Regions from separate parts of the Homo sapiens genome. Here region 2 is linked to region 1. A link is a contact called in ENCODE Hi-C or POLR2A ChIA-PET data. All regions are on one chromosome and are shown on one strand. The core of a region is the stretch at or near the end of the contact, and the rest is flanking DNA. Distances in the headings are between cores, read along the strand shown.

Evidence for each region. Hi-C counts contacts between places; a loop is a spot of excess contacts on that map. ChIA-PET counts read pairs that join two places held with the same protein, here RNA polymerase II (POLR2A). Pooled maps may share reads with other maps.
Region 2: a pooled map shows a loop between it and region 1 (4-fold over the local background). The contact joins the enhancer-like site here to the promoter of MRPL45 in region 1. A Hi-C loop is called at or near these places in 3 of 50 pooled maps. POLR2A ChIA-PET finds 5 or more read pairs at or near these places in 4 of 52 experiments (IMR-90, OCI-LY7 and WTC11).

The regions. Positions count from the first base shown.
Region 1 is chr17:38,293,201-38,300,457 of GRCh38, reverse strand. It overlaps MRPL45 (mitochondrial ribosomal protein L45), which reads right to left and starts at 3,290. Exons shown (of 8, transcript NM_032351.6): 1 at 3,209-3,290; 2 at 1,832-2,009; 3 at 990-1,107. The coding sequence starts at 3,274. It overlaps LOC105371760 (a long non-coding RNA gene), which reads left to right and starts at 4,853. Exons shown (of 3, transcript XR_934732.2): 1 at 4,853-4,964. RefSeq lists enhancers at 2,855-3,405, 3,406-3,954.
Region 2 is chr17:38,411,759-38,419,015 of GRCh38, reverse strand. No RefSeq gene overlaps it. Among named protein-coding and RNA genes, the nearest start is that of ARHGAP23, 13 kb to the left of the region's middle. RefSeq lists enhancers at 1-536, 2,375-3,309, 3,136-3,430, 3,310-4,245, 4,246-5,180 and 1 more. Within about 2 kb of position 3,320, at least 10 of the 41 ENCODE cell types and tissues checked have a DNase peak (open chromatin) inside an H3K27ac peak, as active enhancers do; they include OCI-LY7, where a contact is called at or near this core.

The DNA of each region.
Region 1 (7,257 bases), core at 2,041-4,540:
GTGTGACGGGTCACACCTGTAATCCCAGAATTTTGGGAGGCTGAGGTGGGAGGACTGCTTGAGCCCAGGAGTTCGAGACCAGCCTGGGCAACATAGTGATAACCCGTCTCTACAAAAATTTCTTTTAAAAATTAGCCAGGTCGGCTGGGCGCAGTGGCTCACGCCTGTAATCCCAGCACTTCAGGAGGCTGAGGTGGGTGGATCACGAGGTCAAGAGATCGAGACCATCTTGGCCAACATGGTGAAACCCCGTCTTTACTAAAAATACAAAAATTAGCTGGGCGTGGTGGCATGCGTCTGTAGTCCAGCTACTCGGGAGGCTGAGGCAGGAGAATCTCTTGAACCCGGGAGGCAGAGGTTGCAGTGAGTTAAGAGTGAAACTCCGTCTCAAAATAAATAAATAAATAAATAAATAAAGGGCTGGGCGTGGTGGCTCTCACCTGTAATCCCAGCACTTTGGGAGGCCAAGGCGGGCCTCCTGAGGTCAGGAGTTCAAGACCAGCCTGACCAACAGACCAACATGGAGAAACCACATCTCTACTAAAAATACAAAATTAGCCGGGCATGGTGGCACATGCCTGTAATCCCAGCTACTCAGGAGGCTGAGGCAGGAGGATCATTTGAATCCAGGAGGCGGAGGTTGCGGTGAGCCAAGATCGTGCCATTGCATTCTAGTCTGGGCAACAAGAGCGAAACTCCATCTCAAAAAAAAAAAAATTAAATATATGATTAAAAAAGGATCCTATACACTCCAAAGTCAACTCCCTAACTGATATGACAAAAATTACCAATAAAGGCAGGGATGCTGAGAATCAGGAAGCCCACATTATTCTGCATTAAATACAGACTCTAGTACAAAGGAGAAAATACCATCATGTTATTAAGAGAATGACACCCAACCCAATTAACCCAAAAAGGTCTCTTTGGGATAAAGTAGCAACAAAAAATTGTTATTCTAATACCAATACCCAATTGTCTCAGACACCTACGACACTTGTGATGCCATAGTCTTCTTCATTCGTTCAGTTCTCTCTATCAGTCCCTCCTTTGAAAGAGATGATATGCGTGCATCACCCTCAGGAGGAACATAGGCATCAAATATACCAGCTGTAATAAAGGAAGAAAAAAATTAAGAAAGTGTTGAAAGATTGAGAAAAACTCATAAAATTGAAGTAATGTAAAATTGGGAAGGATTGTGGATATGAAGTAGACTAATGAAACAGACTTCCATGTAGAGAGAACTATGTTACACTAGAAAAAAACAAAACAAGGCCGGGCACAGTGGCTCACACCTGTAATCCCAGTACTTTGGGAGGCCGAGGCGGGCGGATCACAAAGTCAGGAATTCAAGACCAGCCTGGCCAAGATGGTGAAACCCCATCTCTACTAAAAATACAAAAATTAGCCGGGCATGGTGGCAGGTGCCTGTAATCCCAGCTACTTGGAAGGCTGAGGTAGGAGAATCGCTTGAACCCAGGGGGGCAGAGGTTGCAGTGAGCCCAGATTGTGCCACTGGGCGACAGAACGAGACTCTGTCTCAAAAAACAAAACAAAACAAAACAAAAAAAGCCAGAAAGATTTAAGTCTTCTCTCAGAGCCTCAGTTTCTACTTCCACAAAATGGAGAAATTTCACTCTTGCCTTCTAGGGACAGTGTGAAAGTAAGTTCAAAGAACAACTTCATGATATATAGTGTATATAAGGTTAATCATTATTGAGGTTGAACTGACTTCGTGCTTAATTAAATATTATCAATCATAGTCCAAGTCATCCCAAGTTCCAGAAGATCTCTGACAGAAGGATCCCAGGTCAGGGTCCCAGAAATACCTCACCTGTACAGGCCAGATGTATGGAACGGTCCGATTTTTCTGGAGGAATAACCAATCCTGCTTTCCGGGCATGTTGCATAAACTCCTTTTCTGTTTTAAATTTAGGTTGATAAATAGGAGGTGTGAAACGTTTTTTAGTTCTTACTGGAACTATAGCTGCGGACTGAGTCACCAGAACTGGCTGGAAGGTAAAGGAAAGGTTAGGAACCTAGAAAAAAGATCTACTATCTTTTACAAACTCTAAGCAAAGCACTATAGAGAGGGAATATCCAAAGAATGCTTCAGGAACAATTATAAAACAATATCACAGGGAAAAAATGCATTAGGACCTTAATACTTATGGGTGTCTCTAAATAGAAGACAGTTAGCAACCTTTATTAACATCACATTTACTAAAGGCTTTCCTTTAGAACTTCCCACAGTACAGGACTATGCTAACTCCTACGGATACTGAGTTGATCAAAGCAAGTTTCAAAAACTGATGGTGATGGGGAAACACCAACTCAATACTGAAATGGGCAGAATACTATTCTTTATTATTTTTTGAGGCAGATCGCTAGCCTAGAGTGCGATGGCACGATCACGGTTCACTGCAGCCTTGACCTCCTGGGCTCTAGCTATCCTCCCACCGCAGCCTCCCAAGTAGCTGGGACTAAGGAGTGCGCCATCGCATCTGGCTAATTTTAAAATTTTTTTGTAAAGACCAGGTCTTATATGTTGCCCAGGCTCATTTCGAACTCCTGGGCTCAAGCCATCCTTCTGCCTCGGACTTTCAAAGTGCTGGGATTACAAGTGTGAACCACCGCGCCGGGCCCTGAATGCTATGCTTAAAGCATAAGCAAAGTCCTCTTGTAGGCATCTGCTCCATATGTACTCGTGATATTTTGCTCATCCTATCGGGAGTCTCGCTGTAAACTTTATTCTGTCGTTTTAGCACCCAACTGACCAATAAACCCTCGAAAGATCAGGAGATCTTTTCTCTCTGATCATGAGGTTTGCTCAGACGGGGCAGTGACAATATGGGACGCCCTCATTTTCGGCTACTCTTCAACGTAGTTCACTTATAAGAATCGAAGATTAGGGAGTCCACCTTCCAACCCATTACTTGTCTCTCCTTTAATATCTCCTCGCCAGACAGACCCAAACCAATCCGGAAAAACTTAATATCCGTTAATTCACTCGCTCTCATGGCCCTGTCTAGGCTATCCCCATTCGACCACTGAGCTCCGCAGCTAGGTCCTGTCCACCTAAGCCTCTTCCCCGGCCTAGGTATGACTCGTATTGTCCCAGCTCACCAAGGACAATTGCACAGAGAGTATTTCCCTCGACTCTGTCCTCTCCTGTAGCCCCTAGGGTCCTATCGGCCCCGTCCCTACCCACCTGCCGAGACCACCAGCCCAAAAACCTCGATAAACAAGAGAACCCTTGAGGTATGGGGGCTGCCATCTTGTTCCCGCAAAGGCCGCCGGGAAGGGAGCTGAGAGTGAAGAGCGTCGGGTAGGAGAAAAGCCGCATAGGGTGGAGCTAGCACAGGAGTGGAATTTTCCAGGGAGCGCGCCCTCCGCCGAAATGTGAGCAGCGAGGACGCGCACGTGCTCGCGGGAGTGGGGGAGGGTGGAGTAAGGAGGGCGGAGTACGGCCGCGCGTGCGCAGGGAGACAACGTTGGGCGTAGGGTGGAACGAACTGTTGTCCCCCGCCAGCGAGAGAGCGCTTGAACGCGAGCTGCGCCTGCGCCCGAGGCTTTCTGAAGGCCGGGGAATGGGCATTGCTGTATGCTTGGCACATTGCCGTTTATTCCATTAGTTAAAAAAGGAAAAGGAGGCCGGGCGCGGTGGCTCACGCCTGTAATCCCAGCACTTTGGGAGGCCGAGACCGGTGGATCACCTGAAGTCAGGAGTTCGAGACCAGCCTGGCCAAAATGACGAAACCCCGTCTCTACTAAAAATACAAAAATTAGCCGGGCGTGGTGGCACACGCCTGTAGTCCCAGCTGCTTGTAAGGCTGAGGCAGGAGAATCGCTTGAACCCAGGAGGCAGAGGTTGCAGTGAGCCGAGATCGCGCCACTGACTCCAGCCAGAGCTAGACTCCGTCTAAAAAAAAAAAAAAAAAATTAGTCGTAGGGTGGAACGCACGGTTGTCATGCGCCAGCAAGAGAGCGCCGGGCTTGGTGGCAGGCGGCTGTAGTCTGAGCTACTTGGGAGGCTAAGGCAGGAGAATCCCTCGAACACAGGAGGCGGAGGCTGCAGTGATCCGAGATCCCGCCACTGCACTCCAGCGTCGGTGACAGAGAAAGACTTTGTCTCAAAAAAAAACAAAAAAAGAGATTGACTACTGTCTTCTACTATGTTTACTAAAGCAGAAGACACGTGAATTGACAAAAACATTTGTGATTTGTCATTTCGGAAAGGAGTCACAGAGCAATTACGTAATTTACTTAAGGTTAGATAGATGATAACTGGCAGAACCGAGATTTGAATCTAAGCAGTCTAATTCCAGAACCCATGCAGGTAACTGCTACGTGCTGCTTCATGTTAAGTTGTTAAAGGATTCGTGATGTTGGGATCACCCTGGTAAATTCAGTAGTGTAAACGTTGCTGAAAGGCAGACACTTTCCACACTTAGCCGTTGGTTATTATTCTGCCAATTACAGCTTACAGAGTTCTCATCTACAATATTTTGCAATAAGTTAGGAGCTACAGGCTGTACATACAAGAAATTTCAGGCTGAAGTAGAATTGCTACAAAGGTCGAAGCAAAGTGCTGGGGACTATCAGAAGAACTGAAAGATTACTTTTGGGTTTGGAGATCACGTGTTGTTGTTGTTTTTGGAGACGGAGTCTCACTCTGTCACCCAGGCTGGAGTGCGGTGGCACAATCTCGGCTCACTGCAACCTCTGCCTCCCAGGTTCAAGCGATTCTCCTGCCTCAGCCGCCAGAGTAACTGGGATTACAGGTGCACGCTGCCATGCCCGGCTAATTTTTTCTAGTTTAGTAGAGACGAGGTTTCACCGTGTTGCCCAGGCTGGTCTCCAACTCCTGAGCTCCGGCAATCCGCCCACCTCGGCCTCCCAAAGTGCAAGGATTACAGGCGTTTTTTAAAGCTTGACTTCGCAGCTATATCGTACATTCTTATGTGGTAAGTATTTCCCTACAAGTTCCAGCCACAGTATTGAACCTATAGCACGACACATTAATAGTGACATGAAATTAGTGCTGTATGTATGTGTTGAAGAGTATGTGGGGTCGTGTGGGGTGGCTCACACTTGTAATCCCAGCACTTTGAGAGGCGGAAGTGGGTTAGATCCCTTGAGTCCAGGAGTTCAAGACCAGCCTGCCCAATATGGCAAAACCCTATCTCTACAAAAAAATTAAAAAATTAGGCCGGGTGCGGTGGCTCACACCTGTAATCCCTGCACTTTGGGAGGCCGAGGCAGGCGAATCACGAGGTCAGGAGATTGAGACCATCCTGGCTAACATGGTGAAACCCCGTCTCTACTAAAAATACAAAAAAAATTAGCCGGGCATGGTGGCAGACGCCTGTAGTCCCAGCTACTCCAGAGGCTGAGACAGGAGAATGGAGTGAACCTGGGAGGCGGAGCTTGCAGTGAGCCGAGATTGTGCCACTGAACTCCAGCCTGAGCGACAGAGCAAGACTCCGTCTCAAAAAAAAAAAAAAAAAAAAATAGCTGGGCATGGTGGCCCCAGCTACTGGGGAGGCTGAGGTGGGAGGATGGCTTAAGTCCAGGAGGCAGAGGTTGCAGTAAGCCAAGATCCCACCACTGCACTCCAGCCTGGGCAACAGAGCTATTCAGTGCCTATAGAAGCATAGGGAAACAAGAAAAAAGAAAAAAATAGAATATATGTTATTAAGCATTTAAATAAGCTATATCTGATTATTTAACAGACTCCTGTCCACCTACTCTAATCCCTAGAAAATAAAACATGATTTTTTTTTTCTCTTGAGACAGTTTTCACTCGTCAGCCAGGATGGAATGCGATAGCGCAATCTTGGCTCGCTGCAACCTCCATCTCTCGGGTTCAAGTGATTCTCCTGCCTCAGCCTCCCAAGTAACTGGGATTACAGGTGCCCACCACCACGCCCAGCTAATTTTTTGTATTTTTAGTAGAGATGGGGTTTCACCATGTTGGCCGGGATGGTCTCAAACTCCTGACCTCAGGTGATCCGCCCACCTCGGCCTCTCAAATTGCTGGGATTACAGGGGTGAGCCACCGTGCCCGGCCAAAACATGAATTATTTTTACTGGTATTCCCAACCAAAGTGAGGAAAGTTTACTCCATGGATGAGAGGTGTTTTTTTTGTTTGTTTTTTTGTTTTTTTTCAGATGCAGTTTCACTCTGTCATCCAGGCTGGAGTGCAATAGCTCGATCTCAGTTCACTGCGACCTCTGCCCCCTGGGTTCAAGCGATTCTCCTGCCTCAGTCCCCCGAGTAGCTGGGATTACAGGTGCCTGCCACTATGCCTGGCTAATTTTTGTATTTTTAGTAGAGATAGGGTTTCACCACATCGCCAGGCTGATCTCTAATTCCTGACCTCAGGTGATCCATCTGCCTCGGCCTCCCAGAGTTCTGGGATTACAGGCGTGAGCCACCGCGCCTGGCCAAGATTATTGATTAATGCAGAACATTAATATAATTTATCTTAGATTACTTCCTCCACCATTGAGTTTTATGTTAGCCTCACACAGTAGCCAACACATCCCAGATCATCTCTGCCCACCCTCTGATCAGTTTCTCAGTTAATACAAACTTGTTCCATATCAGCCTGGATGAAATAATGATAGGGGAGTCAATATCATTTAATTGCTTAGAGATGAGCTATAAGTTAGTTTTGTTGTTGTTTGATGAGCTACTGTTTTGGAAAATTCATATCTTCCTACCTCATCAGCTTCATGGAAAATTGGGAGCTGGCCAGGCACAGTGGCTCACGCGTGTAATCCCAGCACTTCGGGAGGCTGAGGCAGGCAGATCACCTGAGGTCAGGAGCTCAAGACCAGCCTGACCAACATGGAGAAACCCCGTCTCTACTAAAAATACAAAAAATTAGCTGGGCGTGGTAGCGGGCGCCTGTAATCCCAGCTCTTCGGAAGGCTGAGGCAGGAGAATTGCTTGAACCCGGGAGGTGGAGGTTGCGGTGAGCCGAGATCATGCCATTGCACTCTAGCCTGGGCAACAAGAGCAAAACTCAATCCCCCCCAAAAAAAAAAAAAAAAAAAAAAAAGAAGAAAATTGGGAGCTGTCTGTTAGAGAAGTAACACCAAAAGGATATTTCTTTTCTTTCTTTTTTTTTTTGAGATGAAGTTTCACTTTGTTGCCCAGGCTGGCGTACAGTGGGACGATCTCGGCTCACTGCAACGTCGGCCTCCAGGTTCAAGTGATTCTCCTACCTCAGCCTCCGAAGTAGCTGGGAT
Region 2 (7,257 bases), core at 2,071-4,570, 120 kb before region 1:
GGGCGCTGCTAGGGGAGAGGAGACCCCTGCAAGCGAAGCCGCTTTCCTCATTCCTGAGGCTCATCGGAGTCGGAAGGACCCTACTCTCATGCTACAGGGGCCAGAGAGTGGCTTGCCAGCGGTCTCACCGCACCTTGGCAACAGAGCTGATCCCAGTTGATCCCAGACCAACTGCCTCCCAAGCTGACGACCCGCTGCAGGGGGTGACTGACAGCAGGCCAGAGACACCCAGAGCACTGGGACTCAGGGAGACACTGTGCCACCCCCACCTCGAGATCGCTGTGGGAACAGGGAGCTGTTGCCGACGTCCAGCCTATAGTTGAAGGTGTTCTGAGGCCCTTGGCTGGGTGTGGGAAAAAGAGATGGGGATTCCTGTTGCCCACCCAGTGAGCCATGTTCCTGGCACTTGCCAAGCAGGAGGAGGGGGCTGATCTGTTTATCCACTCCCAGAGAAGGGGGATCTGAACCCCCAGATACTACTGGAGAACATAATGTGTGGGCAGCGGGGCCGCCCACTCTGGTGAAGACCAAGGAGATGGCAAAAAGACACCTTCGCTCTCTGACACCCTCCATCAGGTGTGGCTCCTGACCACCCACTGCCCTCTGTTCTGCATCTGACAGGGCAGGACAAACTGAGAGGGGCATCACATAAATGGTCATGTGAGAGGTGGGCACGCTGCCCTGGGCAGGGGTACGCAATCCCCAGTGGACAAGGGTGGAAATTAACCTGCCCCGAGGTGGGCGGTGGGGTGGAGGCATTGGTTTACAGGCACTGGCTGCCCACACCCCCTGGGCCAATGCCCAGGCTGGCATGAAGGTGGCTTCACCACTTCTCACTGAGCCCTGGCCTCTTTGTTAGGCACCAGAGGATGAGGGAGAGGGGGTGGGAAGCTGAGATGGGGAGAGTTAAGATCCTCAGTGGCTCAGACAAAGGGGGCTTTATAGGCTGGGTGTGGGGGGCATGTTGGGGGCAGGGAGACAGGAATGTGGGCCAGGGAGGCCCTGAGCTCCGGGCAGCCCATTTTGGGGCTGAAGTTGGACTCCCCCAGCCTCCCATGCTGTGGCCCTGCAGGGTATTTGCTGCTTTGCTCCTGGGACTACAGCCAGGAGTACCCGGAGCCCTCATCCTTGGCCTCCCCTGGTGGCAATCTGGTGGGCACTGCCCACGCACTCCCAGTTTTCCCTGACCAGCTGGCTGCCGCCTCTCTTGGCTTCCCCGCCAGTGCCCTCCCAGCGGCCTTGTGGCTCCTGTCTGCTACTCAAGGACCCTGCTGGCTGCCTGGGGAGGGAGGGACAGACTTGGGTGGGGTCACAAGGCTATGAGGTCAATGGGGCCCTTTGTCCCTTCAGACGGAGTCTGTCTTGAGCTAAAGAGACTGGAGACAGAGAAGAGTGTCAGCCAGCAAGCCTGCCCCTCGCCCTGAGCCGCACTCTCCCGGGCTGTGGTGTAGCAGGGCCCTGGCTGTGGAAGCCAGGCTCCATTCTCTCCAGTTGGTTTCCCTCAGGTTCTCTTTCAGTGCTGAGGAAGTGAGAACAAGAAGGTGGTGGCGGCGGTAGCCACCCATGCTGGGCCTTCAAATAGCTGTTGCTTGGCCAGGCCTAGGGTCTGGTGTTGGGCTTTGCAAGATCAGGGACTGTCTGTCCTCAGAGATGCTAATCTGGCTCTCAGGAGTAAACTCCTACTAGCCAAAGTCATGGTGGCTAGATTGCTAAACCCAATGCTATCTTATCAACACACCTTGAACACTGCAGGAAGATTCACAAGCAGAGTTCCTGAATAAGGAAGGGATAGTACCACCCACAGTCTCTGTGCCAGCCTGCAGGGTCCACAAGTGCAGTCCCCCAGTCCTCCCTCCTCCCTGGCAGGCTGGATCCCCCAGTGCTTCTCTTCTTCTACATCCCACAGGGACCAGAACCTTCAGCAACAATGTTGCCTCAGAGGTACAGCAGTGTGGAGAGGGGCAGGGCTCATTTGATATGAGCCCAGGCTGGAGTGCAGTGGTGCAATCACCACTTACTGCTGCCTCCACCTCCCAGGCTCAAATGATCCTCCCACCTCAGCCTGAGCAGCAGGGACTACAAGTGCATGCCACCATGCCTGGCTAATTTTTTATTTTTTTAGAGACGGGGTCTCAGTATGTAGCCCAGGCTTCCATGGATATTTGTTATTTATTCTATCTCTTTGATAAAGTTAAAATAAGATACTTATCTCTTGATGAGTGTCTTGGCCAAAAACAATCTTTTAGGGGTTTAAAAAAAATGTTCCGGGTGGGTCAGCATCGAATTTTCCAACCATCTCTTCCAGAGGCTTCAAGAGGGAGGCAGACCAGGACTCACCTCCCAGACCTGCCATTTAATATTCGCGCAGTCTTGGGCAAGTGTTCTGACCTCTCTGCCCTGCAGCTCCCTTATCTGTAAACCAGACATGCTAACCGCACCACCTCACAGAGCTGTTGAAAGATGACATGAGAATGTGAGTCTAAAATGCTCGGTCTACTGGTGGGCACAGAAGTGATCAATAAAAGTTAAGCACCGGCAGGGTGTGGTGGCTCACGCCTGTAATCCCAGCACTTTGGGAGGCCGAGGCTAGCGGATCACCTGAGGCCAGGAGTTCGAGACTAGCCTGGCCAACAAGGTGAAACCCCGTCTCCACCAAAATTACAAAAAATTAGCTGGGCGTGATGGCACATGCCTATAATCCCAGCTACTAGGGAGGCTGAGGCAGGAGAAATTCTTGAACCTGGGAGGCGGAGGTTGCAGTGAGCCGAGATTGTGCCACTGCAGTCCAGCCTGGGTGACAGAGCGAGACTCCATCTCACAAAAAAAAAAAAAAAAAAAAAAGTTAAGTGCCTTCTACAAAGGGCTGAATTAATTCATTTTATGTTGATTATTATTAGTTTTAGTTCAGCAGGTGACGATTTCTGACCTTGTCCCCAAATTCTAGGAGGCTATACCCTGGCTACAACCGGGTGTTCCCTTTGCGGGTGGCACCTGCTTTCAGCCAGTTGGGGGCTAGAGGTGAAGAATGGCGGTTTCCAGCCTGGTGCTCATCCCTGCCCCCCAGTCTACTTCCTTCCACCTCGGTAGCCTCCAGGGCTCCCTGGGGAACAGGGAGAAGGTAGAAAGGGAGCTAAGAGCCACGGGTAAGGCAGACAACTCCCGGGGTGCCATGGGCCTAGGAAGGGAGGAAGGAGGGGGATTACCCAGGAGGGAGTGGAAGGAGATGAGAGGGAAGGAGGGGGGCGGCGGGTGGCAGGCCCCACTCCTGCACCTGCTGCTCTGAGAACAAAGCCAAGAATGATGCAATCCTGGCCTGGTGCAGCTGAGGCTGCAGGGCCCCGAGAGAGAAGTGGGTGTCAGGGGCGGGGAGGGCAGTGGGCAGCAGGGCAGGACGCCTGACCTTGATTCACAGCCAACGTGTGGCCCCTTCATGAGGACCCTCAGCCTCCTCCTGAAGCCCCTCACCCAGGGCCAGACCCCTCCCCAGTAGTCACAGCCACCTAATAGGCAGGAGTAGGGCATGATGCAACCAGGCCATCACTCCAGGCAGCCTCCTCAGAGGGAGGGGCATGAGGAGAGGCCCCATCCGGCTCTCAGGCCTCGGGCGGCCGGTCTCTGTCCGCACCCTCTCCATACTGGAGACAAAAAGGCAAAGTCCTCCGAGAAGGTGAGATGGGAAGGTTCAGGAGAGCCCTAACCCGGACCCTGCACAAAATAGTGCCTATTTATAGAATTAACTAGAACCCGCAGCAGACACGGACATGGTCCCGGGCCCCAGTCTCTCCCATGAGCAGCCATCAAGCAAGCGGGGGCGGGGTGCATGAACGTGGCATCCACCGTCCCCAGGTGTCCGCCTCGGCCCCCCAACTCTGCCCCGGAGCCAGGAGAACAAAGGCTTCTCGCTCTCCCTCCACCTGGAGGAGGGGGTCGTGTCCCACACACCAGGGCCAGGTGAGGGATGCCTCATGGGCCAGGGTCCCTGAAAGGGCAGGGCGTTTAATGGGCTAACAGAAGAGGACTGGAGACACCGTGTTTAGGAATATTTAAGTGCGGCCTCACCCCACCACCACCGAGGGGACCTGAGGGAACAGCAGGGTGGCTTAGCCCTGAGGAGCCACTAGGTGGCAGGAGAAGCCCAATGACTCACCCAGCTCTGCCCGCGGCCACCAGCAGCCTCCGGGCCCTTCCCCACCTGGAAGCTCCCTCCTCTCTTTTTCCCTACAGCCCGCTCCTCTGCGGCCTCCGGTAAGAGGAGCTTTTCATTCTTCCTCTGCCTTTGGCAAAAAGAATCTCAATCCTAGTTTTCAAAATACTGCTAACAGGGCCGGGCACAGTGGCTCACGCCTGTAATCCCAGCACTTTGGGAGGCCGAGGTGGGAGGATGGCTTGAGCCCAGAAGTTTGAAGTTGTAGTGAGCTACAATAGCGCTGTTGCACTCCAGCCTGGGTGATGGGCGAGACTCTTTCCCTCTCCCAGCAAAAAAAAAAAAAAAAAAAAAAAAAAAGCCCGCTAATAATAATGATCATGGGGCCAGGAACGGTGGCTCACGCCTGTAATCCCAGCACTTTGGAAGGTTGAGGCAGACGGATCACCTGAGGTCAGGAGTTCGAGACCAGCCTGGCCAACATGGTGAAACCTAGTCTCTACGAAAAATACAAAAATTAGCCAGGCGTGGTGGCAGACGCCTATAATCCCAGCTACTCAGGAGACTGAGGCAGGAGAATTGAACCCAGGAGGCAGAGGTTGCAGTGAGCTGAGATCTTGCCACTGCAATCCAGCCGGGGTGACAGAGAGATACCCTGTCTCAAAAATAATAATAATAATAATAATGATCATAATCAGTGCCGAGAGAGAGAGAGAGAGAGATGACACACATTTGAGACAGAGTCTCGCTGTGTTGCCCAGGCTGGAGTGCAATGGCACCATCACCATTCACTGTAGCCTGGACCTTCCAGGCTCAAGCGATCCTCTCACCTCAGCCTCCTGAGTAGCTGAAACTACAGGCGCACGCCACCATGCCCAGCTAATTTTTTACTGTTTATGAAGACAGGGTCTTGCTATGTCGCGCAGGCTTTTGTGGATATTTATTAAGTGCTCAAGATGTACCAGGCATTTTACACACATGTCTCATTTACTCACACATGAGGTAGGAAATAAAACTCAGGAGGAAACAGACCAAAAAAGCATAAAGTGCCCAAGATCACAAAACGAGCAGGCAGTAGAGCCGGGACTCAAACTTGGGTCAGCAAATCCTGGGCCAGGCCCTCCCCAGGAGTCTTAACAGGCAGGCAGGAGCATGGGAGGAAGCGAAGAGCCCGTGGATGCCCCTGAGATGTCTCATCTGCTATCCTCACCACCGCTCTCCCCCACAACCCCTTGAGATTCTAGGAGGGTGTCTTAGTCTTGGGAGTGAGATGTGAAAATGTTGTCTAAGTGATTCAAGCTCACAAAGCCTCTGCCCTGGCTGAGAACCACGGCACCATCCCCGAAGCCTCTCCGCCAGACTCCACAATGCATTCTGCGGTCTCCCCCACCAGCATTTGCTGAAAACAGTTCCCACATAAACTCCCATTCCAATATGGGAGCTCCCCGGTCCAGGCCCAAAGGTGATTCCAGCCTAGAAGACCTTTCCCCACTGCCACCTCCCTCCTGGCCTGGCTCTGCCTCTGACCTGCTCCATGGTTTTTGGCAAACATTCACAGGTATCCCTTCATGTGCTCGGCTGGGGGATGGGGGTCATCCCAGAAGATGAGCAAGACACAGAGCCCGCTCTCCACATGCAGTCGGCGTTTAACATGTCCAGAGCCGTATGGGATCCCAGTCAAAGACATATCTGCCCCGTATCCAGACAGGTTTTTCTTTGTTTTGAGACAGAGTTTTGCTCTGTCACCCAGGCTGGAGTGCAGTAGCTCAATCACAGCTCCCTGCAGCCTTGATCACCTGGGCTCAATCAATCCTCCTGCCTCAGTCTCTTAAATTGGTTGGGACTACAGGCACATGTCACCATGCCCAGCTAATTTTTTATTTTTTTTTCTTAGAGATGGGGTCTTGCCGGCCGGGCGCGGTGGCTCACGCCTGTAATCCCAGCACTTTGGGAGGCCGAGGTGGGTGGATCACGAGGTCAGGAGATCAAGACCATCCTGGCCAACATGGTGAAACCCCGTCTGTACTAAAAAAAAATACAAAAAATTAGCCAGGCGTGGTTGTGGGCATCTGTAGTCCTAGCTACTCGGGAGGCTGAGGCAGGAGAATGGCATGAACCCGGGAGGTGGAGCTTGCAGTGAGCCGACATCACGCCACTGCCCTCCAGCCTGGGTGACAGAGCGAGACTCCATCTCAAAAAAAAAAAAAAAAAAGAGATGGGGTCTTGCCATATTGCCTAGTCTGGTCTTGAGCTTCTGGGCTCAAGCAATGCTCCTGACTCTCTATTTTTTTTTTTTTTTTTGAGACCGAGTCTCCCTCTGTCACCCAGGCTGGAGTGCAGTGGCACGATCTCGGCTCACTGCAACCTCCGCCTCCCAGATTCAAGTGATTCTTCTGCCTCAGCCTCCTGATTAGCTGGGATTACAGGTGCCCACCACCACGCCCAGCTAATTTTTATATTTTTAGTAGAGATGGGGTTTCACCATGTTGGCCAGGCTGGTCTCAAACTCCTGACCTCAGGTGATCCACCTGCCTCTGCCTCCCAAAGAGCTGGGATTACAGGCATGAGCCACCATGCCTTCCCCATACTCCTGACTCTTAAAGTGCCGGGATTATAGGCGTGGGCTACTGCGCCGGACCCATATATCAGGTTTTTCAATACCAGGGCATGGGGAAGAAGAGGCACCAAGAGATGACACCCACTGCATAGTGAAACATCTTGACTTTATCGGTCTCACACACAGGACAGCTGTTGCCAAAGACCTTCCTACCCATTTCCAAACCTTCTCAATGTCCCCCAAGCTCAGCCATTACCATTTCCTCTTACTTTTCTCTCCCAGTATAAATCCAGCTAGCCTCTCCCGTTCTCCCATCATCCCTGGATCTGCAGAATAAGGGCCCAGAAATAAAATCAAGTTTCTCAGCAGTGCAGGGGCCAGGAAGCCAGGCCTTGACACCCACCCCCCACCCTGACCCTGATGAGATGAGAAACCTGGGATGTAAGCCTAGGATGTGAGAAGGGGGCCTGGGTTGAGCTCTCTTTAAATGCAGGGTTTCTGTTAAGTGATAACTCAGCAGGGAGTAGCAGGTGGCTCAGTGCAGTCTCTGGCCACT